2 separate regions of the Homo sapiens genome follow, and region 2 is linked to region 1. Evidence: read pairs that join two places in POLR2A ChIA-PET (ENCODE). Cell type or tissue: PC-3. All regions are shown on one strand. Links, peaks and the distances in the headings refer to the core of each region. The heading gives the core; the rest is flanking DNA.

Region 1 (4,400 bases), core at 217-4,216:
GAGTACCAGGTACATTTTTTTTTTTTTTTTTGAGACAGAGTCTTGCTCTGTTGCCCAGGCTGGAGTGCAGCGGCGCAATCTCGGCTCACTGCAACCTCTGCCTCCCGGGTTCAAGCAATTCTCCAGCCTCAGCCTCCTGAGTAGCTGGGACTACAGGCACACACCACCACGCCTGGCTAATTTTTGTATTTTTAGTAGAGACGGGGTTTCACCATGTTGGCCAGGCTGGTCTCAATCTCCTGACCTCAGGTGATCTGCCCGCGTCAGCCTTGCGAAATGCTGGGATTACAGGCATGAGCCACTGCTCCTGGCCTAGTCACACTGATTTTAAAAGCAATTTCATATTTTGCTCAAAGTGATATAAACCTTAATTTTAAAGTTATATCATAGTGTTTTTGCTTTCTGTTTAATTTCAGAGTTTGAGGTTTTACTATATGCTGGTACTTTGGGGAATACAGAAATAGTAAGATATATCCTTTACCTTAATTTGAGAGATGTGTGTGTACACTTCCTAAAGTTCAACTTTAAGACCATTCAAGAAAGACTTAACTATAAGATTAGTTCATAACTATATCAAAACTAAATGTTTTGTGTTCCAGATGCCAACATTAAAGTATTTTCATTAAGCCAGTGTCTAAATTTCAAGCATTTCTAAAATGGCAATGTACAAATTCATTAATCCCAACAACTTTACTACACAGAATTTCTGTTATACAGGAAAAGTTCTTGAAGTCATTAATTTAGTCATTTTTCAGAGAACTGTAGACGAGACTTCAGGGAAGTCAACTCAAAACAGTTTTCACCCAGTGGAGTTATTTAGTGGTAAACATGAAAATTTTTTTTCTCAACTTTTTATTTCAAACTTTTTCAAGTTTACATAATGTTTAAAGATTGGGTCAGCTGGGCACAGTGGCTCACACCTGTAATCCCAGCACTTTGAGAGGCAGAGGTGGGAGGATCGCTTGAGCTCAGGAGACCATCCTGGGCAGCATGGCAAAATCCTATCTCTACAAAAAAAAAAAAAAAAAAAAAAAAAAAAATTAGCTGGGTGTGTAGCATGTGCCTGTAGTCCCAGCTACTCGGGAAGCTAAGGTGGGAGGATTGCTTGAGCCCAGGAGGCAGAGGTTGCAGTGAGCCGAGATCACACCACTATACTCCAGCCTGGGCGACAGAGCAAGAGCCAGTCTCAAAAAAAAAGATTAGTCAATCAGCACAATATAGACTATACCTAGATTCAACAGTTGTTAATATTTTACTGTATTTTCCTTCTCTTTCCCCCCACCATTTCCTCTGTCTCTCTATAAACCTGTGTTGCTCTTGAACCATTTGAAAGCAAATTGCAGACCTCAAAGACACTTCACCCCTAAATATTTCAACAAAAATATTTTTCAGTTACACAGGACTTCTAGATCATCATGTTTTCGGTTTAAAAATAAAAAACTATCATAAACCACTTACAGATGAAATAATCTAAACTTTGAGGATTAGCAGAAGGGTGAGCTTGAATGGTCGGGGGAGGCTTCCTCTCAGTCAGATCCAGAGGAGTTGGCAAGGAGCAGTATGTGCATTAATGCACAAAATGCTTGTGGAACAAATTGCTTGTGGAATTGAGACCTTTCAGTCTTTTTCCTCTGGGAAATAACATAATGTGAGTGAAAAGGGTAGAATTTTCAGGACAAGAATAAAAGCATTTTTTTTTTAGGGTACAATAAGAGAAAATCCAGCAAACCCGTTCTCCTAAAGATGGTTTGAGAGCCTAGAATGGTGTTGTCATAAAAGCCAATCAGTGGAATTTTAAAGGGAGGGAGGTGGTCAGTTTCAAAAGTCCATCTAGATCTCTTTGTTTTGTTGTCTCTGGAGTTGTTAGGAAAATCCAAATCTCAGAAGATTTATTTTAAAATAAAATGCTAACTGAATTCTTCTACAGAGTGGGGATCTTCCCAAGTTAGCGATTGTGTTCATTGTATTACAGAACATTAGTAATCCTTTATTGTTATTAAATAATGACTGCAAAGAAATTAAATAAATAAACACTAAAGTCTTTGCTTATATTTCTAATCATTAGGTTTCATAATAGCTCTCTCTTTTACCAGGAATTTTTATGTGGTGGGAAGGGCCTGGATCAGCTAATTCAGAGACTGCTTCAATCAGCAGATGAAGAAGCCATTGCTGAACTTTTGGATGAACACCTTAAATCAGCAAAATAAATACTAACTTATTATTATTTATGATTATATAAATGAAATGGACCTATATCAAGAGGCAGACTGAAGCTTGGAAATCATTATGAATATTTGTAAATTACAGCTTTAAGAACACATTACACATAAATATATGTTTTGTAATTAATCGAAGTCACATTTCCTGACCTAAGAATTTATTTTAGGTTTCCTGTAAAGTACAATCCAACTCATCAAGTAGAAAATAAGCATGCATCATTGAAAAGAGAAAGTATTGAGAATTGATTGTGTCATTTAGGACAAGTCACTTGTTCTCTTTATATGCCTTTTTTCCCCAGCCATCTATGAATTAATTTAAATATATTTTTAATCTACTACTTCAGGAAAATATGGTAAAATTTAGTAAAATATGAATTTTAGACTTCCTTATAAACCTTTTATTTAAATACAAAGTACCTTGGCCTATAGTGGATGCTTATGCCTGTAATCCCAGTGCTTTGAAGGGCCAAAGGGGGAAGATCTCTTGAGGTAAGAATTTGAGACCAGCCTGGGCAAAATAGACCCCATGTCTACAAAAAAACTCAAAACATAAAGAAAAACCATAATACTGTTAATCATGTTAAAGTTAAGACTTAGACTGCAACTTTTAAATAAAAATTATGAAGAATATGAGTCATTCAATAACAATGAGCATCTGGGTACAGACAGTAAAGCCCTTTGATTGCTGTATGAATTCCACACTATATAAACAATAAGCTGATATTTTAAATAGACTCTTTGTTTGACTTCTATTTCTTTTTTTTTTTTTTTTTTTTTTACTCCTGGCAAGCTGGAGTAAAAAAGTTATTGTTTGCTGGCTTAACTTAATGAGCATCAATAGATGTGTAATATGAGTAATACACTGAGATCAGTTTTGTGCAGCATTATATAAAACCCAGTCCTTACCTTAAAGAGCTTGCAGTTGACTGAAGGATTTAAACATGTAAATCACCAAGTAATACAGAGTGGCATGATGTATTTAGTAATTGTTCCGAAGACGTTTCAAGTTAAAAAGAGAGGAATGGCTGGGCACAATGGCTCATGCCTGTAATCCCAGCACTTTGGGAGGCCGAGGCGGGCAGATCACTGAGGTCAGGAGTTCAAGACCAGCCTGGTCAACATGGTGAAGCCCCATCTCTACGAAAATACAAAAACTAGCCGGGCATGATGGTGGATGCCTGCAATCCCAGCTACTCAGGAGGCTGAAGCAGGAGAATCGCTTGAACCCAGGAGGCGGAGGTTACAGTGAGCTGAAATCGCGCCACTGCCCTCCAGCCTGGGTGACAGACCAAGACTCCATCTCAAAAAATTAAAAAAAAAAAAAAAAAAAGAAAGGATTATTATTTTAGTTACTCCTCAGAGAAGAGTTTATGTGCCAAGAAAGACTAGTTAAGAGTTTTAAGGCCAATGGAATTGTTTGTATGTAAACATTAAAGAGGAATGTTTTCCCTAATTTTTATTTTGAAAATATTCAAGCATAATGAAAAAGTCTAAAATAAATTATTTATTTATTTATTTTTGAGATAGAGTCTCGCTCTGTCACCCAGGCTGGAGGGCAGTGGCGTGATCTCGGCTCACTGCAACCTCTGCCTCCTGGGTTTAAGAAATTCTCTGCCTCAGCCTCCCAAATAGCTGGGATTACAGGTGTGTGCCACCACGCCCAGTTAATTTTCTTGTATTTTTAGTAGAGATGAGGTTTCACCATCTTGGCCAGGCTGGTCTTGAACTCTTGACCTCATGATCCACCCACCTCAGCCTCCCAAAGTGCTGGGATTACAGGTGTGAGCCACTGCGCCCAGCCAAATTATTTTTTTAGAGACAAGGTGTCACTCTTGCCCAGGCTGGAGTGCAGTGGCATGATCATAGCTCACTGTAACCTTGAACTCCTGAGCTCAAGCAATCCTCCCACCTTAGCCTCCCAAGTAGCTGGGACTACAGGCATGCATCACCATACCCAGATAATTTTTTTATTGTTGTAGAGATGGGGTCTTGCTATGTTACGCAGGCTGGTCTTGAACTCCTGGCCTTAAGTGATCATCCTGCCTCAGCCTTTCAAAGTGCTGGGATTACACATGTGAGCCTTTGTGCCCAGCCACAATAATTTTTAAGAAATAGTTCAATCAGGAGAGGTCTGAGCAAGATGGCTGAATGTAGAAACCTTTACCAATTGTCCCCCAATGC
Region 2 (4,400 bases), core at 231-4,230, 60 kb after region 1:
ATAACTAAAAGGAAAATAAAATCTTAAGTCCCCCAAATCACAATGCCAAAGGTAAACATAAAGCTTGGGAACAGATTCATGCAAAAATGGCCTTCCTTTTGTTCCTAAACAGAAAGCTGCAATGATAGAAGGCCACATCTCTCTCCAGGTAGCCTCCCTCACAAATTTCTCTCAAGGAAATTCCTTGTGGGCCCCCAAATCTGTCAGAATAAATATCCCTTCAATAACCCTAAAACCCTCAATGCCACACGAAGCACCTAAAAAAAAAGTATCAAGTATCATAGGATAGAACATGGGCCTAGAACCCCTATATGCTCACTGTTCAAGCTGGCCCTGCAGACTGGTCAGTTCTGCAGTTCGGACTATACCAAGTACCTGTTAAGACAAATTTTGCTGTGGGCCCCTGAAATAAAATTGGATGAGGTTTCCTTCTCATTTTGTTTTATGTCCTTGAAAGCTTGACTTTCTTACCAAGTGGGAGTACTCTCTTAGTCTCCACTATCTGGAGGGCAGGAATTTTCAGGTTCACATCAGGAAGCCAGTCTGCAAAGACTGGGAATCCAAGACATCTAATATTTTAAGCAGTACACTTTTTGTTCCAAATGTGTCAACTTCTTAGGGAAGTTTTTTCTTAAAAGATCTCATCCCTATGGGGTTTTTGTCATCTTTTGCTATCTTAAATCTATTTCTAAGAGTGAATTTTTAGGGATCATGGGGACTGCCTCCCTTCTGCCCTCTCCAGGAATGTAAAAACTTTTTCTAAACCTAGAAAATTATGACCTGGGCTTTACAGAGAGATTTTTGGATTGAGTTGCTAGGGAAAACCAAATTTTAAAAAGGACACATAATAGTGTAATGGCTAGTCTTGAGAATTCGGTTGAGCAAAATCTAACATAAAAAAAGCTTAAAATCTTTGAAAGCTCAAAATTGCTTTAGATTCCCTCTAGGAAAAACAATGGACACCACCCCATGATGTAGTTCAGTAGCTAAGGTTCTTCCCTTTTCACCTTGGTGACCTGGGTTTGTTTTCCGGCCAGAGAATGAGTCCTTTCTGGTTTGATATTTGTATGACTTTTCAAATACCAGCTGTTTGTTATGGCAAAAATCTGGTGATAAGAGTTTCAAAGTTGTGTTTTTTTGTTTGTTTGTTTTTTGTTTTTTTAAAAAGAGCTCAATAGTCAAAAGTAGACTTAACTAAAACTGATATCTAGGGTATATATGTATACACACACACACACACACACACACACACACACACACACACACTAGTTTTAAGCCTCTGTTCTCTCTTTGTAAAAACTTTTTGTCAGCTAAATTGTTTCTCCGTTTACTTCTGCCTGTCCCTCCTTTCTCTTGCCACCCTCAATGCCATACGAAGCACCTAAAAAAAAAAAAAAAAAAGAAGAAAAAAAGGAATTTCTGACAGCCTGGGATCCACTGGGGAGACAGAAAAGGCACCAAAGACTTCTCTGTTTGAAAGAAATCTGTTTTTCTTCATGTCATCCCAGGAGTTGTAAGCAGACCAATTAACTCATATCTAATAAAACTCTATTCTCTTTTGCATTGTGTTACCTGATTTTGTTTTACTTTTGGGGGGACTTAAATTACTTTGCATCATGAGAAAATAACTTTGGTGTATACAATAGGTAGATAAGAAATACACTTTTAGAAATGGCTGATGGCAGAGGCTTACAGTGAGTAGTTATGACCACATTGTTTTACTCATTTCCTTGTGCATGTGTATGAGAAAAGTGAGCTTTGGGGCATGTAGAAGCTATGGAAACATCCCCACTCCTGACTGAGAGACAAGTCTCCTGTGGGGGATGAGATGATCACAGAATCGGCTGATTGGCATTGGGTCGCCCACCATCCTTGGGAGAACAGAATATCCTTGCAGCGAGGAACACTGTAAAAGCTTTGAACTATCTTGTCTCATGGTGTTCCCCTCTCTTTGGGAACCACAGATGGAGTGTAAAAATGTTATCCTTGGTTTTGGAGGATCTGTTCTGCCTTCCAGCTATGCTTGCTTCACACGTATGTAAATATCAGGCCATAAAAACTGCTTATTTTCCTTCTCATATTCATTAAAGGGCTCCACCCTAAAGCCAATAATCTAATTGAGAACAAGTTAAGTTTAAAAAGCCAAAATACAACTTTCAGGCATGTAGGTGGCTATCTGAAAACTCTTTCATAAAGTAAATTTACATCTTCAAGGAAATTTGTATTTGTAATGGTATCTCCCTATGTACATTAGAAACTCTTCCCATTGCTTTAAATTCACAAGTCATACCTTTGTTTAAAGTACTTTTCCTGGCCATCTTAACTAAAATTTACTTACACCATTGTTTTTCCCTTGGCTTGAGCAAATGATGGTACAATATTTAGGCCTACTGTGTTAGCTCTGTGCTTTGAAAATGCAAATTGTCTATTTTGCTTCGCCTAAGAGTTGTCTGTTTAGAAATGCAAATTTTGAGCTGTCCAGCTGACAATTGCCCAGGGCAATGAAACAGATTATCAAGAGAATTGATAATCTAACGTGGGGGAGAGATATTTTGAAAGCTGACAAATGAACAATCATATAAATCTATAAGATCTGCTTCTGTCTATGCCTGCATGTCTATGTGTTTACACAAGTCATGTGTATGTGATGTTTCACTACCAAAATATATAACCGAGCTCTAATTAATTGGCCTAAAGAAAAAAGTAAGTGCTTAAATAAAATTTTTCATCAGAAAAATAGAAACTTTAACTCAAATGCCTTTTAGTTCATGTAACTTTAGCAATATTTGGTAAATAAAACTAGTTTTTAAGTTATTGATAAAAACATCTCCAGAATTTAATTTAGACTTTCGATCTAAACTAGTTAGGCAGGTTAAACACTGTGCTAAATGCTTAAAGACATAAAACTTTGCTTCTACTTGTCTATAAACTTATGAACCTCCTAGGTTTTTCACCAAAAATAAGAGTTACTAAGAGGTAACATTATAATTAATGTATTTAATTAAAACTACTAGATACATACAAAGTGTATTTTAAAAGCAGAATGTGTTTCAGTTAAAAATATGGTTTATAAGAAGGCATGGGAATGTGGATTTTTTTAAGGGAACATAATTTCTGTCTAGAAGTTCTAAGGAGGAATTTGTTTATAAGATTTTATTAAAAGTAGCTTTTGCATTAATAATATCGAATGCAAAGGTAAAATTTGGTTTTCTCTTTTGAATAAGATTTTCATGTAATATTAAGATATAATGGGCTGGGAGCAGTGGCTTACACCTGTAATCCCAGCACTTTGGAAGGCCGGCACAGGCGGATCACCTGAGGTCGGGAGTTCGAGACCAGCCTGACCAACGTGAAGAAACCCCGTCTCTACTAAAAATACAAAGTTAGCCGGATGTGGTGGCACATGCCTGTAATCCCAGCTACTCGGGAGCTGAGGCAGGAGAATAGTTTGAACCTAGGAGGTGGAGGTTGCGGTGAGCCGAGATCATGCCATTGTACTCCAGCCTGGGCAACAAGAGCAAAACTCCGTCTCAAAAAAAAGAAAAAAAAAAAAGATACAGTAAAATATTTTTGTTTGCCTTTTGAATTAACTGCAAAAGAAAAAAGAGAGGGAGAGGAGAGCTAGATTCAGTTGGCCTTATGCTGACTTTACTAGGTCTTATTGTTTGAGAAACTGAGTCTCCTCTCTATCAAAGAGTAAAGGTTTTTGCTTTTTAAAAATCTTTGAATTATCATTTTGGCTAAATGAATGACTTATTTTATAGTAACCTGACAACCGGATTTGTGACATCATGTGTTTTTTTTGTTTTTTTTGGTTTTTTTGAGATGGAGTCTTGCTCTGTCACCCAGGCTGCAGTGCAGTGGCACGATCTCGGCTTACTGCAACCTCCACCTCCGAGATTCAAGCAATTCTCCTGCCTCAGCCTCCTGAGTAGCTGGGATTACAGGCATGTGCCACCACGCCTGGCTAATTTTTTTGTATTTTTAGTAGAGATGGGGTTTCACCATATTGGCCAGGCTGGTCTCGAACTCCTGACCTTGTGATCCACCTGCCTCGACCTCCCAAAGTGCTGGGATTACAGGCGTGAGCCACCACACCCAGCCCTGACATTATGTGTTTTAAACCTTTGATATTTGACAAACTTTCCAAAATCAAGTTTCAAATTCAGTCATTAAACCTCATTATCTTTTTAGACATTAGGTCCCCTGCAGTCCAAAAGAGACATATCTGGCTTATTTGATATGCTCAATCATACAAGAACCATTGTCAAATATAAAGTGGTGTTTAATTTTCTTTGGGTTATGTTTATATAAATGTGTTATTAGTAAATGTTCCAAAAGTGTATGAGATTCCTATAATTCTGATATGTTTTAGTACATATTATCAATAATAATAATAA

The links. Peaks named below come from ENCODE experiments on the same cell type or tissue, not always from the same donor. Only the 100,000 strongest peaks of a DNase experiment are listed, where the experiment ranks them.
Region 2: POLR2A ChIA-PET joins it to region 1 with 7 read pairs; 3 of 35 experiments call an interaction of 5 or more read pairs at or near these places.

The regions. Positions count from the first base shown.
Region 1 is chr13:41,214,922-41,219,321 of GRCh38, reverse strand. It overlaps MTRF1 (mitochondrial translation release factor 1), which reads left to right. Exons shown (of 10, transcript NM_004294.4): 10 at 2,094-2,953. The coding sequence ends at 2,207. The region is part of intron 3 of KBTBD6-DT (KBTBD6 divergent transcript); the gene reads right to left. Among named protein-coding and RNA genes, the nearest start is that of KBTBD7, 23 kb to the right of the region's middle. In PC-3, for the core only: no CTCF peak of the experiment used is centred there; no DNase peak of the experiment used is centred there; H3K27ac peaks cover 333 bases.
Region 2 is chr13:41,154,873-41,159,272 of GRCh38, reverse strand. All of the region lies in intron 2 of KBTBD6-DT (KBTBD6 divergent transcript), which reads right to left. Among named protein-coding and RNA genes, the nearest start is that of KBTBD6-DT, 24 kb to the right of the region's middle. In PC-3, for the core only: no CTCF peak of the experiment used is centred there; no DNase peak of the experiment used is centred there.